Regions from separate parts of the Homo sapiens genome. Here region 1 is linked to region 2. A link is an interaction called in ENCODE POLR2A ChIA-PET data of the cell type or tissue named here. Cell type or tissue: GM12878. All regions are shown on one strand. Each heading gives the region's core, and the rest is flanking DNA. Links, peaks and the distances in the headings are about the cores only.

What was found. ChIA-PET counts read pairs that join two places held together with the same protein. Peaks named below come from ENCODE experiments on the same cell type or tissue, not always from the same donor. Only the 100,000 strongest peaks of a DNase experiment are listed, where the experiment ranks them.
Region 1: POLR2A ChIA-PET joins it to region 2 with 7 read pairs; 2 of 35 experiments call an interaction of 5 or more read pairs at or near these places.

The regions. Positions count from the first base shown.
Region 1 is chr11:125,008,314-125,012,708 of GRCh38, forward strand. The region is part of intron 13 of CCDC15 (coiled-coil domain containing 15); the gene reads left to right. Among named protein-coding and RNA genes, the nearest start is that of SLC37A2, 53 kb to the right of the region's middle. In GM12878, for the core only: no CTCF peak of the experiment used is centred there; a DNase peak (open chromatin) is centred at 1,948.
Region 2 is chr11:125,100,675-125,105,069 of GRCh38, forward strand. TMEM218 (transmembrane protein 218) reads right to left here. Exons shown (of 5, transcript NM_001258244.2): 2 at 2,060-2,135; 3 at 1,458-1,643; 4 at 527-629. The coding sequence starts at 1,567. Among named protein-coding and RNA genes, the nearest start is that of TMEM218, 8.8 kb to the right of the region's middle. In GM12878, for the core only: no CTCF peak of the experiment used is centred there; a DNase peak (open chromatin) is centred at 2,015.

The sequences.
Region 1 (4,395 bases), core at 191-4,190, 92 kb before region 2:
TAAACTCCACCCGTTCATTGCTGGTATATCGGAAAGTGATTGACTTTTGTATATTAAACTTGTATCCTTCAACCCTGCTGTAATCACTTAGTTCCAGTAGCTTGTTCAGTGACATTTTTGTTATTATATGATCATGTCACCAGTGAACAAAGTTAGTTTTATTTCTTCTTTCCCAGTCTGTATGCCTTTTATTTCCTTTCGTTGCCTTATTTCATTAGCAAGGACTTTCAGTATGATGTTAATGAGAGGGTACATCTTTGGCTTGTTTCTTATCCTAGCAGGTAAACTTACAGTTTCTTACCATCAAGTATGATGTTAGCTGTACATTTTTTGTAGATGCGCTTTTTCAGGTTGAAGAAGTTCTTCTCCATCAGTTGCATTTCTTTTTCTTTTTTTTTGATACAGAGTCTCGCTCCGTTGCTAGGCTGGAGTGCAGTGGCGTGATCTCGGCTCACTGCAACCTCCGCCTCCCTGGTTCAAGAGATTCTCCTGCCTCAGCCTCTTGAGTAGCTGGGACTACAGGCTATGGGTTTTTACTGTGCCCCTTAGAGCTCAACCCCAGTTGTCTTGACAAACTTCATTGTGCCTACTAACTTCTAAACAATGCATAAAAAGTTATAATGAGCTGGGCGCGGTGGCTCACGCCTGTAATCCTAGCACTTTGGGAGGCTGAGGCGGGCAGATCACCTGAGGTCAGGAGTTCGAGACCAGCCTGACCAACGTGGAGTAACCCCGTCTCTACTAAAAATACAAAACTAGCTGGGCATGGTGGCTCATGCTTGTAATCCTTGTAATCCCAGCTACTCGGGAGGCTGAGGCAGGGGAATCACTTGAACACGGGGGGCGGAGGTTGCAGTGAGCCGAGATCGTGCCATTGCACTCCAGCCTGGGCAATAAGAGCGAAACTCCGTCTCAAAAAAAAAAAAAAAGTTATAATGAAATCTAATATGAGGATTTACTTCATCAGATGTTATTGACATACTATGCATAATGCACTAAACAAAGTGCTAATATGTGTAATAGTTTGAAATTTGTGAAGTGCTATAAAATATAAAGCAATAACACTTTTATTTTGAAACACTCTGTATAATACTATAACAAAATTGTTATAGGTTACTGTAAAGTGCTAGAAATGTGTTCAAATAGCATAATGAATAGTCTTTGGGGTCTTTTTGGTTTTGTTTTTTATAATTTCAACTTCTATTTTAGATTCAGGGGGTACAGGTGCAAGTTTGTTACAAGGGTATATTGCGTGATGCTGAAGGTTGTGGTATAAATGATCCTGTCACTCAGATAGTAAGTATAGTACCCAATAGGTAATTTTCAGCCTTTTCTCCTCCCCTATCCCTCCCTCTAGTAGTCTTCAGTGTTTATTGTTTTCATTTTTGTGTCTACGTGTACCTAAAGTTTAGCTCCCACTTATAAGTGAGAGCATGCAGTATTTGGTTTTCTGTTTCTGTGTTAATTCGCTTAGGATAATGGCTTCCAGCTACATCCATGTTGCTGTAAAGGACATGATTTCATTCTTTTATATGGTTGCATAGTCTTCTATGGTGTATACATACCACATTTTCTTTATCCAGTTCGCCACTGATGGGCACCTAGGTTGATTCTGTGTCTTTGCTGTTTTGAATAGTGGTGCGATGAACATATGAATGCGTGTGCCTTTTTGGTAGAAGGATTCGTTGTACCAAATTATGGGATTGCTAGGTCAAATGGTAGTTCTAAGTTCTTTGAAAAATCTCCAAACCGCTTTCCACAGTGGCTGAACTAACAAACCGCTTTCCACAGTGGCTGAACTAATTTACATTTCCACCAACAATGAATAAGCATTCCCTTTTCTCTGCAGCCTTGCAATTATTTGTTATTTTTTGACTTTTTACTAATATCTGTTTTGACTCGTGTTAGATAGTATCTCATTGTGGTTTTGATTTGCATTTCTCTGATGATTAGTGATGTGGAACATATTTTCATGTTTATTGGCCACTTGTATGTCTTCTTTTGAGAAGTATTTATTCATGTCTTTTGCCCACTTTTTAATGGGGTTGTTTTTTGCTTTGCCTGGTGTTTTTTTTTTTTTTTAAGATGGAGTCTCACTCTGTCCAGTGGCACATTCTCAGCTCACTGCAATGTCTGCCTCCCAGATTCAAGTGATTCTCGTGCCTATCTCCTGAGTAGCTGGGACTACAGGCATGTACCACCATGCCCAGCTAATTTTTGTATTTTTAGTAGAGACAGGGTTTCACCATGTGGGCCAGGCTGGTCTCGAACTCCTGACCTCAGGTGATCCACTTGCCTTGGCCTCCTAATTTGGGGGAATTACAGGAGTGAGCTACCACGCCTGGCCAAATTGTTTAAATTCCTTATAGATACTGGATATCAGACCTTTGTCAGGTGCATAGTTTGTAAATATCTTCTACCATTCTGTAGGTTGTCTGTTTATGCACTTGATAGTTTCTCTTGCTGTGAGGAAGCTCTTTAGTTTGAGTCCCATTTATCAATTTTTGCTTTTGTTGCAATTGCTTTTGAGGATTTAGTCATAAATTTTTTGCCAAAGCTGATGTCCAGAGTGGTACTTCCTGGGTTTTCTTCTAGGATTTTCATAGTTTGAGGTCTTACATTTAAATCTTTAATCCATCTTGAGTTAATGTTTGTGTATAGTAAAGGTAGGGGTCCAGTTTCATTCTTCTGCATTTGCCTAACCAGTTATCCCAGCACCATTTATTGAATAAGGAGTCCTTTCCCTAATGGGTAGTCATTGGACCTAAAAGTTTCCTAGTTCCTTTTCAATGCTATTTCATCTTAATGAAAAAAAAATAAACCTTTTAATTAGTAATCCATTTCTTCTCTTGTATTACTAACAAGTTTTCCTTCATCTTAATGGGCAACTGTTTCTGTAATAGAAGTATTATTATTATTATTATTATTATTATTATTTTTTAAGATGGAGTTTCACTCTTGTCGCCCAGGCTGGAGTGCAATGGCACGATCTCGACTCACTGCAACCTCCACCTCCCGAGTTCAAGCGATTCTCCTGCCTCAGCTTCCCAAGTAGCTGGGACCACAGGCGTATGCCACCAAGCCCGGCTAATTTTTGTATTTTTAGTAGAGACAGGGTTTCACCATCTTGGCCAGGCTGATCTCGAACTCCTGACCTCGTGATCCACCCGCCTCAGCCTCCCAATGTGCTGGGATTACAGGGTTGAGCCACCATGCCCGGCCGAAGTATTCTTTATTTAGAAGAATTCATTTAAAAAAACAATGACTGCTGGTGTAGTAGCCATGTCAAAGGCAATATTTATTGGATTATTTTAAGTGCTTTCACATGTATTTTCATTTATTTGTAGTTTATTCGTGGGATAACTGATTTAAGCCTGCCTCTAATATTTGCAGGATTGGGCTCACATACAAATACAAGTTTATGTACCTTACATCTAAGTATTTTAATGTCATAAGCTGAGCTAAAAAACTGTAAAATGACATATATTCTATTGTCCTACCTTGACAAATATGATTTCATAGTGACTAGAAGGTCGGACTCAAATTTGCAATTCTTGAACTCCTCTGAGTTACATGCAGGAACATGAGTGGAGAGTCAGCCTCCAGTCCACCCCCTTTCTATTCTTATTCATACCTCTATTTTGTACTGGAAGAATTTCAGATACATGCTATGGTTCAACTCAGCCCAGATATCTAAGTTCTAGGTACATGCCCTGTAAGTGGTCACCCCTTAATGTTCCATTGAGCCTAGATGCGCATGAGAGGTGCAGCCTGCTCTGAGGAAGACAAAGGTGGGGAACAGAACTGTGTATACCCTAAAAACAGCCTTGGAAAGTTTGAGTAAAGAATTCCAGGGGCCTGGGTACCTGGAGCAGAGTATAGATGGGCAGTCATAGGCTTCAGGTGCCTTCGCCTAGTTGCTTAGTCTCTGAGGACTATGGGAAGAGATATGGTCAGAGACAGGCCAAAGTGGGACTATTAAAAATGTGGGTCTCATGATAAGGGCTCCCCTCTTATCCAGGTCTAAGAGTGATTCTGCATTTATTCAGAAAACATTTATTTTTTATCTTCCATATCATAGGCACTGTCCTAGGCTCAGATGATACAAAGATAAATAAAATTCATTCCTTTTCTTGAAGAACTCATAATCTAAGTTGGGGAGGGAGGATGAGAAACAAACATATTCAAATAAGTAATATAATTAGTGCAGTTGCCAAGATAGGTACAGAGTCCATGTGAGCACAGAAGAAGGGATTAACGATTTTATCTGGAGAGTTAGAGAAAATATTACACTTTAGTTGGGTTTGGGTGGATAAATATATGTTTTGCAGGGAAGGGGATAAGGATGGTGAGTTAGGAAAACATATATAAACAGAATCAAGGTGGGAGGAAATA
Region 2 (4,395 bases), core at 145-4,144:
GCAGGTATGGTCCCAGGTATGAGGACCAAAGAACTCCCAGAAGACTGTTGGGAAAATTCTAGCACATGCAGTTGGAGAAGCATGTCCTCAGCACCCTCAGGGCACCACATCAATTTCAGCCCAGGATCTGCAGTTAGGAGCCCAGGCTGCCAGGAATGGGAACACTTCATCTCGGGTGCAGGCCTGTGACTATCCCTATTTCATTTTCTTTTTTTTCTGTCCCCATGGTACGAGGTGGCTTTCCAACAGGCTGTTTTCAACTTGATGCAAACTGAAGATGAGACCAAATCAGGCAAATAACTGCCTGGTGGGGTTGTAGATGGAATTCAGAGTAAGATTCTTTTCCTGAGTGAAGGGGCAGGGGAACTTAAAACTCCCTCTGAACTTTCCCCGTCATTGGTTGAACTTTACAATTCTGACATCTCAGGCAACCCGATGTCAGGGAACATCAAGGGCAGGACGGATGTGCAGACCAAGAGAAATAAGAATCACAGCTCAGGAGGCAAAACGAAAGCAACAGCTTTACCTTAACTTCCACTTCTGGGGCTGGGAATTCACCAGCTCGCGGGAAAAGCAACAGAACTGATGTGATGATCACAGCACCGAAGAATAAAAAAATGACAGAGAACCTGGGGTTAAAAAGACAAATTATTAAAAGCACTGTCTATAATTTCTTCTTTGATCAGTTAGGTCTGGACAGTCTCTTCCTTGGAGCCAATATTCTATGTTTCAGTCCCTTAACAATGTCCAGAGGCCTGCTGTCAACAACCTCTTCATCCCAAAGTCCTTCTTCCTAGACAGGTACCAGCTGGGTGCATTCCCATTTATTCTTGGTAATTCCCAATTCCTAAGAATGGAAATGTGTAGTTTTTATTTTTACTTCTGCCCAAAGTCATAATCAAGAAAAACCAAAGCATCCCCTCTCCACCTCCACTTCTGTTGTTTTTAGAACAGAATACTTTAGAAAATTCTACAACTCTCTGCTTCATACTAACACTGTCTTGCCAGAGTGCAACTCTAGTGTTTTCAGAGTCGGTTTATGGCCTAACCCTGTTCTGAAGGCAATGCCTGATATAGAAAGCAGGCCCAACTCATCAAATGTTGCTTTCGTTTTCCTGGGTCCAGGGCTAGAGCCTCGGGTACTGGACCAAGCCTCTGCCATAAATCTGAACAATTCATAAACACATACACATACAGCCTCAAGAAACTCAATAAGCAGTGAAAGCAGAGTTTCTTGCCACAGTTAGAACTCAAGAACACTACTTCCTTCTCCTCCCATCTCTGCTCCAGAGCATAAATAACACAGTTAGTGTTTATAAAAAGAGGTTAAAATGCAACTCATTCAAACTGCCAGTAATTACAAAACTGATCTCTTAAATTCTAAATGTTTAGTGAGCATCAGCGATTTTGCCTCTAATTGCTTTACCTAGGACTCCCAGTTGGACAGAATGCCTTACCTCGCCGCCCCGGAGGCTCTGGACAGCAGCACACACAGCAGCAGCACTGCCACCCAGAGCAGGGCTAAGATGAACACGCCCGCACCGACTCCGAGCACAGTGCCAGCCATCCCGCGGGGAGGCAGCGGCGGCCCCCCGCCCTGCGCGCCGCACGATCGAGTGTCCTCTGTGCTCCAGTGCAACACACTCCCGTGAAAGCATTCAGACAAATACAGAAAGCCTAAACTCATTACAGGTTATTTTTTGATGATCAGTGTGTTAGGAGGATTACTCAGTACAGGTCATTAATTTTCAGAAATGTCCAGTCCCAGAGTCCCTTAATGGAAACTGGAAATTTAGAACCCAAAGCCTTTCTCTTTGGTGGGGACTGAGAGGGTGTTTTCCGCTCTGCGCTCAGAAGTTTTTTCTGAGTGTTTCCTTTCAAATTTGGTACCTGAGTTCTACTTTGACCTCTTCCCCCAGCCCACGGGAGAAAGCTGAACCCTCTCTGAATATAAAACCCTACCTAAGAACTGGTAGAAGACACCAGGGCATGGGAACTCCAGGGCCAAAGCAGAAGTTGAAGCTCTCAGGTTAAATCCATGGTGTGAGCTGTGACTCACCAGGCAATGGATCACAAGACAGAAAGTTCCCACTCTGTTGTCGAGTTCTTATTCAAGAGGATGAAAACTCCCAGTCCTTAAAGAAGAGGAACAGCCATCACTATTTTTGAACATTCACTGTGTGCTAAGTGCCGTACAAACATATCTCATTGAATCCCGGAGCGAAGCTTCTGAGAAAGGTATTACTATAGCCATGTTACAGGATGGGTAAGTGAGATATAAGCGCGATGGGGTATCTATTAGTTTCCTAATTAGCAGCTCAAAATAGAAATTTATTTTCTCACAGGCCAGCAATCCAAAATAAAGGTGTCAGCAGGGCTGTGCTCCCTCCAAAGGCTCTAGGGCAGGGGTCCCCAACCCCTGGGCCATGGACTGGTACTGGTCCATGGCCTTTTAGGAACTGGGCCGCACAGGAGGAGGTGAGCAGCAGGCAAGCCAGCCTTACCACCTGAGCTTCGCCTCCTGTCCTATCAGTGGCAGCGGCATTAGGTTCTCACAGGAGCACGAACCCTAGTGTGGACTGCACGTGCGAAGCATCTAGGTTGCAGGCTCCTTATGAGAATCTAATGCCTGAAGATCTGAGGTGGAACAGTTTCATCCGGAAACCACCCCCCTGCATCCCCCTGTGGAAAAACTGTCTTCCATGAAACCAGTCCCTGGTACCAAAAAGATTGGGGATCAGTGCTCTAGGGGAGAATCTTTCCCTGCCTCTTCCATCTTCTGGTAGCTCCAGGCACCATTCACTGGCTTTTAACTCACAACTCCAGTCTCTGCCTCCATCTTCCCATGGCATTCTCCTGTGTCTGTCTTCACATTTTCTGTCTCTTATAACGGTACTTGTCATTGGATTTAGGGTCTGTACAAATAATCTAGTATTATCTTGAGATGCTTAACTTAATTAAATCTGCAAAGACCCTTTTGTCAAACAAGGTCATGGTCACAGATTCCAGGGGTGAGGATGCGGACATATATTTTTGGGGACCACCATTCAACTCACAGCAGAGGAACAGCACACCACACTACCTCTCCTGGTTTTCCTTTTCAGCATTGGAGACAAGTCTTAAGCAAACACATTCCTCTAGGTTGCTGGTTTTCTTTACCCTTATGGTTTAAATACCACGAAAATATTAGCTATGAGAAGTTATAAAGTTATTGGAAAGGAGGGTCTAAGCATGAACTGGTAAAAAAAATACGTTTATTGAATCAACATTTATGATGTTCCCACCATGTAAAGCACTGCGCTACAAGCTGGGGATGCCAAAGGTGAATAAGATATCTTCTGACAGAAGCTCAAGGTCTATTGGAGAACATTGTCCTGAAAACAAGTGTCCATATTACATTCTGATTAATGGTAAAAGCGAAGTGCAGTGGGAACTGCAATAGTGAGAGGGGCTTTACAAAGGAAATACTCTGCACAGGCACATTTAGGAAAGAATCAGAGTGAAAAGATGACAGAGTGAGGGGAGATGGGACCTGGGGCCCACCTGCATGCCTAACTTCTCTGGGGAGCAGTCTGCCCTCATTAGGGCCACATGGGCGCCATCTCGGTCACTCTAACACGCCCGGGGTTTCCCCATCTCTGGGTCTTTGTACTTGCTGTTTCCACTGCCTGGAACTAGCCCTCAACCCCAAGCACTCCTGCTACTATTTGTAGGACTGGCTTTCCTCAGCCTTCTGATTTCTGCTTAAATGTCACTCTTCAGTGAGGTCTTCCCCGAGTGTCTTCTCTAAAGTAACCCCTCAAACACTGACTCTCCATCACTCTATTTCCTTCAGAGCATTTTTCACAAAACTAGTTAATATTTTCATTTATTTGTTTACAAGTTTATTTTCTGTCTGTCCAACTAGAATAGTAAACTCCACGAAGGCAGAGACCTGATATCTTTCTCACTGTGGTAACCCCAGTTCTTAGCACAGAGATTATGCACAACAAGTATCTGTGGGAGGAATAAATGACACAGTGCTAACAAGTCCACAAACATCAGGTGAGGGAGTGAAAGGATCATATGGAGTTTTAGAAAGATGACTGTAACCTCTGGTCAATATGCTGGATGGAAGTTAACAAGGGAAGTGCCTCATACAACAGCAAACACATAAATGTTCAATAAAATAGAACAAGAAGAATTTAGTACACAGCAGAGCTCGAAAGCAATAAAGAAAAATCATTAAGTGCTATAAAAAAATGTAACTCAAGGCCTGAGCTGAGCCTAAAAGTCTACGAGGGTCCTGGTGCCTGATACAGACCTTCAGGGTGATTCTCTTCAGGGCAGATAAGGTCTCAAGCCCACGATGGCAAAGAACTAGCAATGAGAACAATGCAGAAAGCTGGGCCCTCA